2 separate regions of the Homo sapiens genome follow, and region 2 is linked to region 1. A link is a contact called in ENCODE Hi-C or POLR2A ChIA-PET data. All regions are on one chromosome and are shown on one strand. Each heading gives the region's core, a stretch centred on a gene start or an enhancer-like site at or near the end of the contact. The rest is flanking DNA. Distances are from core to core; before and after follow the strand shown.

The links. Hi-C counts contacts between places; a loop is a spot of excess contacts on that map. ChIA-PET counts read pairs that join two places held with the same protein, here RNA polymerase II (POLR2A). Pooled maps may share reads with other maps.
Region 2: a loop to region 1 is called in a pooled map, with 4 times the contacts of the local background. The contact joins two enhancer-like sites. A Hi-C loop is called at or near these places in 8 of 50 pooled maps. POLR2A ChIA-PET finds 5 or more read pairs at or near these places in 3 of 52 experiments (K562, activated CD4-positive, alpha-beta T cell and activated T-cell).

The regions. Positions count from the first base shown.
Region 1 is chr4:139,731,287-139,737,993 of GRCh38, reverse strand. All of the region lies in intron 2 of MAML3 (mastermind like transcriptional coactivator 3), which reads left to right. It also overlaps a transcript of MGST2 not described here. Among named protein-coding and RNA genes, the nearest start is that of MGST2, 69 kb to the right of the region's middle. RefSeq lists a silencer at 2,907-3,026. Within about 2 kb of position 3,678, at least 28 of the 41 ENCODE cell types and tissues checked have a DNase peak (open chromatin) inside an H3K27ac peak, as active enhancers do.
Region 2 is chr4:139,948,861-139,955,567 of GRCh38, reverse strand. The region is part of intron 1 of MAML3 (mastermind like transcriptional coactivator 3); the gene reads left to right. Among named protein-coding and RNA genes, the nearest start is that of MAML3-AS1, 180 kb to the left of the region's middle. Within about 2 kb of position 4,312, at least 2 of the 41 ENCODE cell types and tissues checked have a DNase peak (open chromatin) inside an H3K27ac peak, as active enhancers do.

The sequences.
Region 1 (6,707 bases), core at 2,429-4,928:
TTGGGCCCCAAGTTATTGCTGCTTCAGTGATAAGCCTCCTAAATTGATGAACTCTGCCTCAAACTCAATCATCTTGGGGACACAACCATCACACATCACAAAACAAACCTTTTAATCCAATCTTCTTCAATAATCTGCTGAGACAGAGGATATTAGATGGGGTGGGCCCTTTTGGAGCTCTGCTATGAATTTATTGTAAACACCTCTCCAAACCCACAGTAAAAATTTTTCTGGAAAAAGAAAGTTTGTAAAAGAAAACCAAATCACTGCCTTGACACCTGATCAACTTCAAAGGGAATTGTAAGGTTTTATTTTATTTTGTTTCTTCCTTCCACTTATGGTTGAATGATCTAATCTTATGCCCTTTCTTTAAATGTCAAAGTTGATACCACAGAGGCATCCCAATTTTGGGTACCAGACAACATATTAAAAAAAATGATGCATATTTTGGTGCTCTTTCAGTTGCATCCTTTGATCCCAAGGGTTTCTACCTTTTTATTCTATGCCCATTCCTCTCCCCACCCCCTTCCCATTTCTTTTTATTCCAACATCCTCCTGGGTGGTCCGCTCAATTTAGACCAGATGCATGTTATGGTCAGTGGAAAAGTCAGAATCCCAGAGACGCCACCACCAGACAAGTTCCTTAACCTCTCAGAAATTTGGGCTTAAAAAAAAAAAATCAACAAAATGAGTTAAACATACAGGTGAAAGCCCCTAGTAGAGTGTTTTGCAATGAGTAGGTGCCCCATAAGTGTTACATTCTTCATATTTGAAGAACTCTTTCAATCAGAGGGAACTTTCCTCAAATCATAGCTTTCCATAGTTCACCTTATTACACGAGGGACTTGTAAGTCTAGGGATGTCTGATGCTCCCCTTAGCAAGGGCATTATAGGGGACTCGCCCTTCCTCAGTCATGGATGCTCCTCAGCCTCCACAGCACAGTTGCAACTGGAGTAGTCCGTCCTGGAAGAATTGGCTCCTTTCAGCCATGGGCTCCTTTCAGAATTCTTGGGTTTGCATTGCAAACATCACTGGCCTGAGCAACCCTCTGAAAATTTTGAAAATTTTGTTCCAAAGCAGGAAATTTTGCAATAGAAACTAAGCAACTCAGCACCCTGACTTGCTTTTGAAAGTGCAGCTTTGCAATCTAATCAGGGCACAGGATTATTTGCCCCAATGATTCTCTATGGGACATCGTAACCACCTGGAGAGCTTGTTAAAACACCCCCAAAAGTTCTAATTCAGGAGGCCTAGAGGGGAGCCTGGGAATTTGCATTTCTAACAAGCTCCCAGGTGGGGACTAATGCATTTGATCCTGGAACCACACTTTGAGAACCCCTAATTTTTAGTTACTCATTTTTCCCAAATTGCCCATACTGGGAATGGGGAGGTTTTAGAGTATTCTTAGCTATTTCCTTTCTATGACACTTCATTAACTATGTCACCTCCAAAATTTCCATTGTCAAGGAGTCTTATGAGTATGGTTTTCATTTCAGGGGGTGGGGACTGAGAGAGGTCAGATGGCTTGCCTGAACCTCTGGGAGTCACAGCCAGGCGCCTCTGTCTAGCCATCGTGGGTGTTCGATTCATCCTGTGCTGCTCAATAACATAAAACTGCTGCGCTCTTTGGCCAAGCAATTGTCATGTTAGCTTTCACCTCTGATACATACTTTCGCCTTCTCAAACTTACTAATAAAACTTTCAATAGTATCTTTGCAGGAGAAAGCCTCTGGATTCTGGTGAGAGGTTGGATGTAGCTATCTTTTGATATATACAATTTCGTCGAAATCCCAGTTGGGCTAAAGATTCCTTCCTTTAAAAAAAATTTTTTTTTACTTGACCCAATTCAGAGTGAGTGAGTGAGTGAGTGTGTGTGTATGTGTGTGTGTGTCTGAAAAGCACAGGTTTTCTGGGGCATCCTTTTTGTTTATGCATTGATTTATTTTTACTCTTTCCTGCCACGAACAATCCTCATCTCTGTCCTCGTGTCCTTCCCAGCCACTAACACACACGATGTGGCGGGGCCTGGGAAATGCGCCCGCTGGAGCACACCGCAGCCTCGCGGGCTCCCGAGCGGCGCGCGCGGGCCGAGGACCTCCAGGGCCCCTCGCGGGTCTCCCGAGCGCCGCCGCACCGCCCCTGCCCGCGCCCGGGACCGCCTCGTGGGCTTCTTTGTTAGGGCCGCCTGCGCCGAGAGGCAGTCTAGGTCCTGCCGGGGACGCACGGGCCCCACTCCTGACTTCCTAGCCGGAGTCCCCTGAGGACTTGTAAGCATATAGGCTGGAGTCGAGAGGCTAAATTAGGCCCCAGGGGACTTTTTCAATAAAACCCTAAATTTCATTTAGGTTGTTCGTAGGCCAAGCGATTGCAAGGACTCTGAGCCGAAGCAGCGGTGCCGGGCCGACCCGAGGCTCGCTCCTTATCGCCCCCTCCCCGGGCCGGCTTTGTGCAGCTGGGGTCCTGGAACCCGGTCCCTCCCGGGCTGTCGGCCCTGGGGTCTGGTGTCCGCCACCCTCCCCCCCCGGAGGTCGCCACTGCCCCCCTACCCCACTCCCAGCCCTTCCGTTTCCCTCCACGTCCCCTTCCCGCGCCCTCCCCCACTTGAATTCTTCCTCCCCTCCGGCTGGAAGAAAAGTCGGTAATGAGAAACCAGTTCAGTGTCAGTCGGAGGAGGGGGGCAGATAACCCCAGAGATACACGGCAATGGAGAGAGAACTCATTTTGTGCAAAGAGGGCCTCGAGTCACCAGGGAATTCCTGGATTGTCTCAGGCTGTCGTGTGTGATGTCCATCACGCCGTGCGAACACCATCTGCTCGGTATTGTGCTCTCAGTTGCCAGGCTACCTGCTGTACGCAGTAACACTTGACTGCCTGGCTCCACGTTCGCAGCGCTCGCCCAGACGCGCGGGGCGGGGGCCGCGGAGGGGCGGGCGGGAGCCCTGATTAAGCCATCTGCGAGGGGAGGGGGCGCGGGCGCAGCGGCGGCCGGGCACGAGGCCGGGCTGACACCACCATCTGCTGGGGCGCGGGAAGAACGGCAGCTGCTCTGCGTTGCCCCGGCGAGGGACGCCTGGAAAAGGCTGAAGCCCTGGGCGTCCTCAAGCCCGTTATCCACGGGGTCCCCGTCACCCCAGCCTGCTCGCCGCCGGCCGTCTTTTGTGATTCCCTGCTCTTTGGTTCGCCGCCAGCAAGGCTGGCCCCTCTCACCCAAACACTATGCATGTTCTTGAAAACACTTCAGAAAAATAAAGCTTCCCTACGCACAGATTTATAAATAAACAGCTGGCTGTTCTTGGGAGATATTTTTACCACAACTGTTTTTTGAAGTCGAAAACTGCCTGTTTGGGGGAGGTAAGGGTGCTTTTGACACCTCCTACCTCACTCTAGCCTTTAGAAAATTGCTAAGATCTTTTCCCTGGAGGGGAAGATATGTAAAATAGGTTCGTTGGTTTTGATTTCTTTCTCCTCCCTTTATTTTACTGAAGAGTCAGAGGGTTGGGCGAGTAGTGAAGATCTATGTAGCCACAGTTGGATTTTTGAGGGGAAGAAACTGTATTAAGATTCTTGGGAGAAGCAAGGGAGGTCGTTGGGCAAGGAGTGGATTGGAGAACAAGCCAGTAATTACAACTAAAAATACTGCATCATTTGGCTTCAAGGCATTACATCTCGCATGACGAAAGCTCAGCCTGGTTTTCTCTAATTGCACAACACAGTGTGTGTCCTTCTTAGAAACAAGAGCAGTGGCTTGAAATCCTGAAATTTGACAGACTATTTCTCATTAAGCCCTCTGAGACTGGAGGTTAAAAGAAGCCATGTATTATGTTAGTGGCCTCGGCCAGCTTAATGTGTAAGTCAAGTCACTGAGTACATTTTCACACTTTGGAATACACCTCAGAGTCGGGGGCTGTAGGTGTCTCTCATCCACTGTTGAATGCCGCAGAGCTTTGTTGCGAACTAAAGATGTTTCGTATGGAAGGCAGTCCTTTAAGAATGCACATAGTGGCTGGGAGCAGTGGCTCATGCTTGTAATCCCAACATTTTGGGAGGCCAAGGCAGGAGGATTGTTTGAGGCCAGGAGTTCAAGACCAGCTTGGGCAACACAGATGGGCAACAACCCATCTATACAAAGAATTTAAAAATTAGCAGGGCATGGTGGCTTAAACCTGTAGTCCCCCACCTACCCAGGAGGCTGAGGCAGGAAGATTGCTTGAGCCCAGGAGTTGGAGGTTGCAGTGAGCTATGATCATACCACTGCACCCCAGCCTGGGCAACGGAGTGAAACCCTGTCTCTAAAAAATAATCATAAAATAATACATACAGCCCTTCCTGCCTGTAGGTCTTCAGTGAGAAGCCTGAAGGCAAAACCTCTGGGAGGGAATTATTTGGGGAAATACATAATCCTATCCCTTTGGGAGGGTTTTTTTTTTTTTTTTTTCACACTGTGCTTTTGAAGTATTTCTTCTTGGCCCAGGAAGACACGGGCAAAAAGTGGTTTGATGTATCGTCGTCACCCCATTTGCCTCTCTCTTTCTTTTCCCAGTGGAGAGGAGGCTGGGAAAGCAACACTTCTTCACTCCTTACCACTTCCCCAGCTGTGCGGGCTGGTCACACAGGACAAGCATATCTCAAAGTGCACAAAGATAAACAGGGCCATCCCAGACCAACCCTCTCAAAAAATCAAGCTGAAGAAAACTTTATCTTCCCTTGGGCCTCATTTTCTTTCCAACTCTCTCCTCCTTATCAAAACTGGAAAGTATCAAATATACTGAGACAGAAAAAACAAACTACATATCTGCATTTTTGCTGATTGGCTGTTTATATGTCAGTGTGAATTCATTTGTTAAAGTGTAAAGCCAATCAGCCATTTGTCCCTAAAGGTGCCAAGAAACAGCTTTATTTCACTGGAAGGAAGGGCTTGGAAAACAGGTAGCAAATATTTGGGGGAAAAGGGAAGACCCTGAAATATCTAGGCCCCTGCAAGGGTTAGTCCTGAAGTAAACTTTTTGGTAGCACAAAGGTTCCTGGCATTTTTTAGTGTAAGATCTTTTTATTAACATCAAAAATATTTCCTAGCTGTCTTTGTGTATTTATAGAGAAAATACACAAAGGCAAAACATTTTATTAATTTCAGCTACAGCATTTACACATAAAAAATAGAACGCAGTACACTTATGAGAGACACAGTATATAGGTCTACAGGCTGTTCTTAGGTGCACACTTAACACCATGAAGACACTGCCTGGGAGAGGCCTGAGCTAGTAGGAATACTGAATTGAGAATCAAAATCAGCGTTCTGCTTACTCATGTAACCAAATACCACCTGTACCCCGATAACTTATGGAAATTTTTTTTTTAATTTTAAGTTACATTTTTTAAAAAAGTAAAGACAAGCTATCTGTTACAAAAAAAAAAAAAATAGCGTTCTAGTTCTGCTAGTTCTGTGTCTTCCATTCATTGATTGTGTGACCTAAGCTACTGCACGAACAAACCAGAGCTTCTTGGGTGATTGTTTCTAGGGTAAGAGGAGTAGCGTTTTGGTTTGGTTTGGCTTTTGTTTGCTTTGCTGTTTTGTTTTGTTTGGAGGGAAGAAGAGCAACTGAAGATGCAGTTGAAGTCAGTCATAGTGGAGAGGGAAGCCTGCATGGTTCTACAGCACACCACAGAAGGAAGGGAGGAACACAAGCCCAAGCCATAGGGAATCAAATCCAGGACGGTCTCTCTAGGAGAGACAGAGAGAAACTTCACCTATTTGCTTTGAGAAAAAACTGCCAATATGTTTAACGGTATCTGCATTGGAAAGGCAATAAAGTAAAAAGAAGAAAAATGTTAAAATCCAATTTGGATTTAAAAATTTTTAAATGACAGAGTTATTCACATTTGCTTCTTGCTATTTAGGTCTCATAATAGTGCTTCACAAAATGACTGTGAATGTCCTTATATGTGTGCCCATTTAATCTGTGTCAACTCCTCCATTTCACATTAATTACTTGAAACTTCAGTGAGGTAGAAGGAATTTCTGCAGAATGTTCAGAACATACTTGCCACTGCTAGGTAGTCTTGGTAGAAAAAATAGGAAAGGAAGTGTCTAGAAATTGAATCTGGGCCACACACCTTTTCTTCCCATTCACTGTTTTCCCCTAATAGTCTACACTGTCCAGCTCAGAGCATAAACTTCGCCTTTGAGCACATTCTCCATGTAGTCACCTGGGCTGTGTGGAATTAGGTCTTTACCACTTGACCTCCTCTTCCCTAAGGACCAGTCCTTAAAAGTTGCCATCATTCGACTGGCTGACATATAATTATAGAATCAAGAGACCCAATCCAACACCCCATGTTTAAATTATCCCAGACATAGAAGACTCAATTCTTTTTTTTTGAGAAAGAGTCTCACTCTGTCGCCCAGGCTGGAAAGCAGTGGCGCGACCTCGGCTCACTGCAACCTCCGCCTCCCGGGTTCAAGCAATTCTCTGCCTTAGCTTCCCGAGTAGCTGGGATTACAGGTGCCCACCACCATGTCTGGCTAATTTTTTTTTTTTTTTTTTTTTTTTTTTTTTTTTAGTAGAGACAGGGTTTCACCATCTTGGCCAAGCTGGTCTCGAACTGACCTCGTGATCCACCCAAAGTACTGGGCCTCCCAAAGTACTGGGATTACAGGCGTGAGACACCGCGCCCGGCCGACTCAATTCTATTTTTAAAAATATTAGGA
Region 2 (6,707 bases), core at 3,063-5,562, 220 kb before region 1:
ATGATGAAAAAAGAGAAAACAAATGTAAGTAGCACTTGATACATGAGTCAGTTGTTAAAAAGAAGAAAGAAACAATTGTAATCACAGTAGATCATGTTCACCTTATCCTTTTTGGACCTGACCTTTTAAAATTTGGGGTTTCTTCCAAAAGATGACTGGAAAACTTAGGATTTAAATTGAATACCTCTATCCCTTCTCTCCCTAATCTGTTGTACAGAGAAACTTTTAGATTAAAAAAAAAAGTAAAGTTTTCCTTAGAAAACATCAGGTTTGCTCCTAAGATATTTTAAAAATTTAGCAAATCAACCTAAAGTTTTATTATCCACTCAGTTTATTTCCCAGGGAATAAGCATCTATTTAGTTTCCCTTTTCTCTATTTTTGGATAATTGATGTAGAAAAAATTTGCAATCAGGGACTCTGAGTAACATTGAGGGGTTGGGGTTGGATGGCCTTTTAGTCCCAAAGATCTTAGAATATTCAGAGATAAAGACTAGACCTGCAAGCTGAGCAGAAAATAGAACTGTCCAGGGCCAGCCTAAGACTCCTTAAGACATTTCTCCTGCTTTTAAAAAAATGGTAGATGTTAGCTTTCTTTCCCATTATTATTATCATTATCGCTTCTTTTATTATTATCATTGTTATTCTTTAATTTTTAAAAATTTTTATCGATACATTATTTTTGTATATATTTATGGTATACAGGTACTATTTGGTTACATGCATAAACTACGTTATGATCACATCAGAGTATTTGGGTAATGACATGTGCCTGTAATCCCAGATACTCGAAAGGCTGAGAAGGGAGGATTCCTCGAGCCTAGTAGTTTGAGACCAGCCTGGGCAATGTAGTGAGACCCCATCTCAAAAAAACAAAAATAAAGACACTTCTTACGCAAAGTGAATCTCTTGCATCCACCCCCGTTCCATAAAGCAGTCTGCCATAGACCAGTTGCTGCCTGGATTTCCTTGTGTTTGAGCTGCCTTGGCTCCAGCCTCTGGACTCACCTTAATGCAGGGCTTCCCTTATGGCTTATTCCCCACTCCGTGCATTCTGGAAGCAGCTGTACTTGTCATGGGTGGAAGACCCACTGATGCGGACTCCCTGCTAAACACCTAGCAACACAGCAGAAATTCTGACAAAGGTGTTCCACGGAAACACAGACATGTTTTCTATCCCACCTTTTCTTTTTAAAATGAAGTATTTTTGATAAAGTGAATTTTAAAACACAAAATAGCAATCCCCAAAGCACAAGCTAACAATAGTAATTATAATCATAATTGGCACTTGTATATAATGTCATTTTGCAGGGGGTTCAGCCATTTTCACAGGCATCACCTAGTCTCAGCAGACACGTTTGAGTTTCCTAGGTCGTAAATCTCATTGTCTGTATTCTAAGGATATAAAATATGAAAGTGAAGCAACTTATCCAAGGTGGCAGGGAGGACACATGGACAAATGAGAACAGGGTTTCTCAAGTGTGCCTGAGCACAAGAGTCAACTGACACTTGTGAACAATTTGGTTTCCTGAGCTCCACCTCAGAACTACTGAATTAGAATTTTCAGGAAAGATGCCCAAGAATCCTTTTTATGAAGGTGTGTGGTTGACTTGTGGTACCTACATTTAGGAATAAATTGATCTAATAGAAGAAGCAACCCCTGACTCCTCTCTGCTATCAGCCTCCTGTCGCCGTTGGAATGAAAGGAGAGTCTCTAAGAGCATGAGAAAGTTAACCCCAAGAATTCAGATGCAGTATAGGAATAGCAGCTACTGCTACCCCTCCCTTGAGTTTTCAAAGAAAGTACACTTTTATGTATTTTTAAATGTCAACACTTTGTACCACTGGTTTCGAAAAAGGCCCTGGGGACTAGTAGTAGTGTGCATAAGCATTCTCCTGCTGATCTAAAAACTGGATTCTTTTAGAACTTGTGTTTTGTTTTCTTTTTTATGAGACGGAGTCTCGCTCTATCACCCAGGCTGGAGTACATTGGCGCCATCTCAGCTCACTGTAGCCTCCCAGGTTCAGCAATTCTCCTGCCTCAGCCTCCTGAGTAGCTGGGATTACAGGCACCTGCCACCATGCCGTGCTAATTTTTGTATTTTTAGTAGAGATGGAGTTTCACCATGTTGGCCAGTCTGGTCTGAAACTCCTGACCTCAAGTGATCCACCCGCCTCAGCCTCTCAAATTGTTAGGATTATAGGCATGAGCCACCGCACAAAGTTGTTTCATTAAATGTAACTTTTGAGCGGTTAACATATGCCTACGATACAAATTCAAAAGGCTAAAAACAAAATACGGTGAGAGATAAATCTCTTTTCTACCCCTTTCTTCCTGTCTCCTAGTTTCCTTCCCCAAAGGCACCCACTGTTACTATTTTCTAGCGTTTTCTTCCAGAGACGTCTCAAGCATATAGAAGTGTATATGTAGGCACATTCTTTTTTAAAAACCCAAATAATAGCATACCACGTTTAACATCTATGTCATTGTGCCTAATTAATAATTTCCCTCTGACATCACTTAGTGATTTTGTGCAGTTAAAATAACTTTTGTGATAGAGAAACCCTGAAATCCCCAGTGACCTCAAATATGAGTTTTTTTCTCTGTCATCCAACAGTCCAAATCCAGGCATTTTTTGGACAGGCAGCGAGCTCCTTCCACCTTGTAGCTCCTCCACGGATCTTGGAATCTTTTGCTTCCAGCTGGTTGGTGAGAAAAGAGATAGCCTAGGGGATTTGGGGGAGTCCTGACTTTAATGTGCCAAGCCAGGTTTTTATGGGCCAAGCCTAGAAATGGCACACATCATTTCTGTCCACAGTCTTTTGTCAAGAACTAAGTCATATATCCCCTTCTAGAGCAAGAGGAGGTGGGAAATGCAGTCCTTGGCTGGGCAGCCACTCACCAGCATCAAATTTACACAGCTGAAAGGGTGCAGACATCTTTGGTGGGCCACTAGCCATTTCTGCTGCAATTTTTATTCCCCCCAAATGTACTTGGTTTTGTTTTTTTTTAACTGCAGTGGATGGGATTTTGTTTTCCTCTTGGCACATGTGAGGACAGTCCGAGGTTGGTAGGGATTTTTACACCCCAGGTGTGGTCTATAAACTGCAGAGTTTGAGAAGCACTATTTTACGCAGGAGGCCAAACATTAAGTTCAGCTTTTGTCCCTGCTCATGTGTAACCCCAGGTCCCAGAACTGCCCCACTGCATATCTCTGGACAGAGAGACCCCCTGCCTACCTGATCACTTCATACATTGAACCACCTCGAACTAAATAACTTCCCTATTATCTAACCCAGATAGAGCCAAGAAAAGAGGGATTCCAGAATCCCCAACTCACAGTCTGCCTATAAAGCATTATAGTGATATTATAATGGCCCTTCTTTTTGTTTGTTTGTCTTTTGAGATGGAGTTTCGCTTTTGTCCCTTAGGCTGGAGTGCAATGGCACGATCTCGGCTCACTGCAGCCTCTGCCTCCTGGGTTCAAGCGATTCTCCTGCCTCAGCCTCTGAAGTAGCTGGGATCACAGGCACCCGCCGCTACACACGGCTAATTTTTTGTATTTTTAGTAGAGACAGGGTTTCACCATGGCGGCCAGGCTGGTCTCAAACTCCTGACCTCAAGTGATCTGCCCGCTTCAGCCTCCCAAAGTGTTAGGATTACAGGTGTGAGCCACTGCACGCAGCCTAATAGCCCTTCGTAAGCTTTAATTTAATGGCTCCATCCTTCTTCACCCCTTGGCCCCCCTTAATACTAGACTTGCTACCCAGAAATTTTCTGGGATCTTTTTTTGCTTACCAAACTTTCCTGCTACTGGAGACAAAAAAAAAAAAAGAACAAAAACAAATTAGCAATGTAAAGAACATTTGTTGAGTTCAGTGTTGGAGAGAGCAGTTCACAGAGCTGCCGAGAAGCCACAGCTGACCCTTTCCTCTCTCCTCTTGGTAGGAGCCAGCTGCAAGGAGAGGGACCTAAGGTGGTAGAGGGAATGGCTCCCTCCTCCACAGCTCTGCATGCGTCAGCCCCCAAAATAGAAATGCGGGGACCAAGTTGTGATGGCAGGGAAACAGCAGAAAGAGGTGAGGCTGCCTGTGCTCCCTGCCCTCCAGGCCTCCACAGGCCAACCTGTGACCTCACTGGTGGGCCTCCAGAAGCAGGGAAAGACAGAGGCCCAGCATCACCTTTCCATTTCCGCATTTGTTTTCTCTTCCTTGCTGGTGTGCATTGACTCTGTGGTCACTGTTCTCCATGTCAGCACATTCAAAATTGCTGACTGTCAACACTGAAGGCAGCGTGGCTGCTACTGAAGAAGCCACAAGGAAAACAGCTTTGGGCAATGGTGGATGTTCTTGGTGTGACACATTTCTAGCTCCCAGCACAGGCCCTTTACAAAGAACAGGGCTTTGTGGTTTGGGTAGGATGGGGAGAAAGAAAGAGGGAGGGAGAGAGAGAAGGAGGCTTGGCTTGTTGAGATCTTTTGTTAAGGAAATAAATATTGGTTTCCTAGAATTTGAACAGCTGAAATGGGAGATTGGCAGTAAGCAAAATGTGATTGTAACAATCAAACCCACGTGCAGACAGAAGTTGGGAGTCATTAGGGCAATGAGGTTGTTCTTCACGATCTTGGGAGGAAAGAAAAGGTGACCAAAATGCCATTTAGTAACCCGATGGCCTCTTCAAGCCCTTCAGGCTGGCCCAGAGCTGCAGGCAAAGCTTTGATGGTGTGGGTGGTGCTGTTCCCTTGGGCAGAGCTTGGCTGGAGGACTCTTAGCAGGGTGGCCGCAAGTCTCTGGGGCCCCTACTTGGGGACTTACACAGACCAGGCTGTATGTCTTTGTAGCTTGTCAAACCACAACTATTCACAGAAGGCGTGTGGTTTAGAATCTACCACAGTCAAACCCGGGAGAATGTGTTACCCAGTTCCAGAAAGGTTGCTAGTTTGTGTGCTGTAATGGAAAGTGGCCAACTTTATCTTTTCTTATAAGAACTACAATGGGCAATCAGGATGGAGGCTTGATCTACAGGACTCTCTACTGAGGGTCTCCTGTGAAAAAGGTGATAGGAGGGAGGTGCTGGTTGTATTAATCAGAGTCCTCTAGAGACAGAACAAATAGAGGATAAAGAGAGAATTCATTTTAAAGAACTGGCTTATTTGACTGTGGGGGCTGGCAAGTCCAAAATCTGTAGACCAGACTACCAGGCTAGAAATTCAAGTTAAGAGTTAATATTGGCCAGGCATGGTGGCTCATGCCTGTAATCCCAGCACTTTGGGAGACCAAGGCAGGCAGATCACGAGGTCAGGAGTTTGAGACCAGCCTGGCCAGCATGGTGAAACCCCGTCTCTACTAAAAATACAAAAAATTAGCCGGGCATGGTGGTGTGCATCTGTAATCCCAGCTACTCAGGAAGCTGAGGCAGGAGAATTGCTTGAACCTGGGAGGCGGAGGTTGCAGTGAGCTGAGATCACACCACTGCACTCCAGCCTGGGCAACAGATCAAGACTGTCTCCAAAAAAAAATCGTTAATATTGCAGTCTTGAGTCCAAAATCTGCAGGCTGGAAGCATAGGCAGGTTTTCTGTGTTGCAGTCCGAAGGCAGAATGCTGCTTCTTTGGGAAACCTGTCTTTGCTCTTCAGGTGTTCAACTCACTGGATGAGGCCCACCTACATTATAGAGAGTAATCTGCTTTACCCAGAGTCTACTAATTTCAACGTTAATCACATCTAAAACTAGCCTTCCTAGCAACATCTATATTGGTATTTGACCAAACAACTGGACATCATAGCCCAGTCAAGTTAACAACTAAAATGAACCATCACATGAGGAATTCAAGGAAAGTAAAGGCATGAAAATGTCAAGCAGTTAACAATCTTGTCAAAAGGAATTTAAGACAACATTGATATTTTTAGGTTTCATATCTTGATAAATTTCATGTCAATTAAATTTGTGTTTGTAAATTAAAAGTACAACATAATATTCAGATTTCCATAGTATCAAATGATGGGTATTTCTTTAGAATAAAAGTTATGTTACAAGCCAGACTGTTTCAGTGACATGCTTCCTGGTTTTTTGTGACAGATTGTACGTGGCATAATCTCTGATCTAATGGGCATTCATTGGAAATAGTCTTTTTTATCTTGGTGTCAGAAGAATAGTACATGGGCTATCACAGAGCACTGAAAGAGTGGGAGTTCAATTCCTGATACCGCTTCTATCTTATGATAAGAGTCTGAGACTAATTAATTTCTACTACTGGCCGGGTGTGGTGGCTCACGCCTGTAATCCCAGCACTTTGGGAGGCCAAGGCAGGCGGATCACGAGGTCAAGATACCAAGACCATCCTGGACAACATGGTGAAACCCCATCTCTAGGAAAATACAAAAAAATTAGCTGGGTGTCGTGCCGCGTGCCTGTAGTCCCAGCTACTAGGGAGGCTGAGGCAGGGGAATTTCTTGAACCCAGGAGGCGGAGGTTGCAGTGAGCCGAGATCGCGCCACTGCACTCCAGCCTGGCAACAGAGCAAGACTCTGTCTCAAAAAACAAAAAAAGAAAAAAAAAATTTCTACTACCACTTTTGTATTTTAGAAGCATGTCAATAAGGCGTAGAGGCTGCATGGCCATAGGGAAGAGCTTACCCCTGGAGTGAGACTGCCTGTGTTCACATCCCAACTCTGGCACTACTAGTGTATTACCTCTCTTACCTGTGCC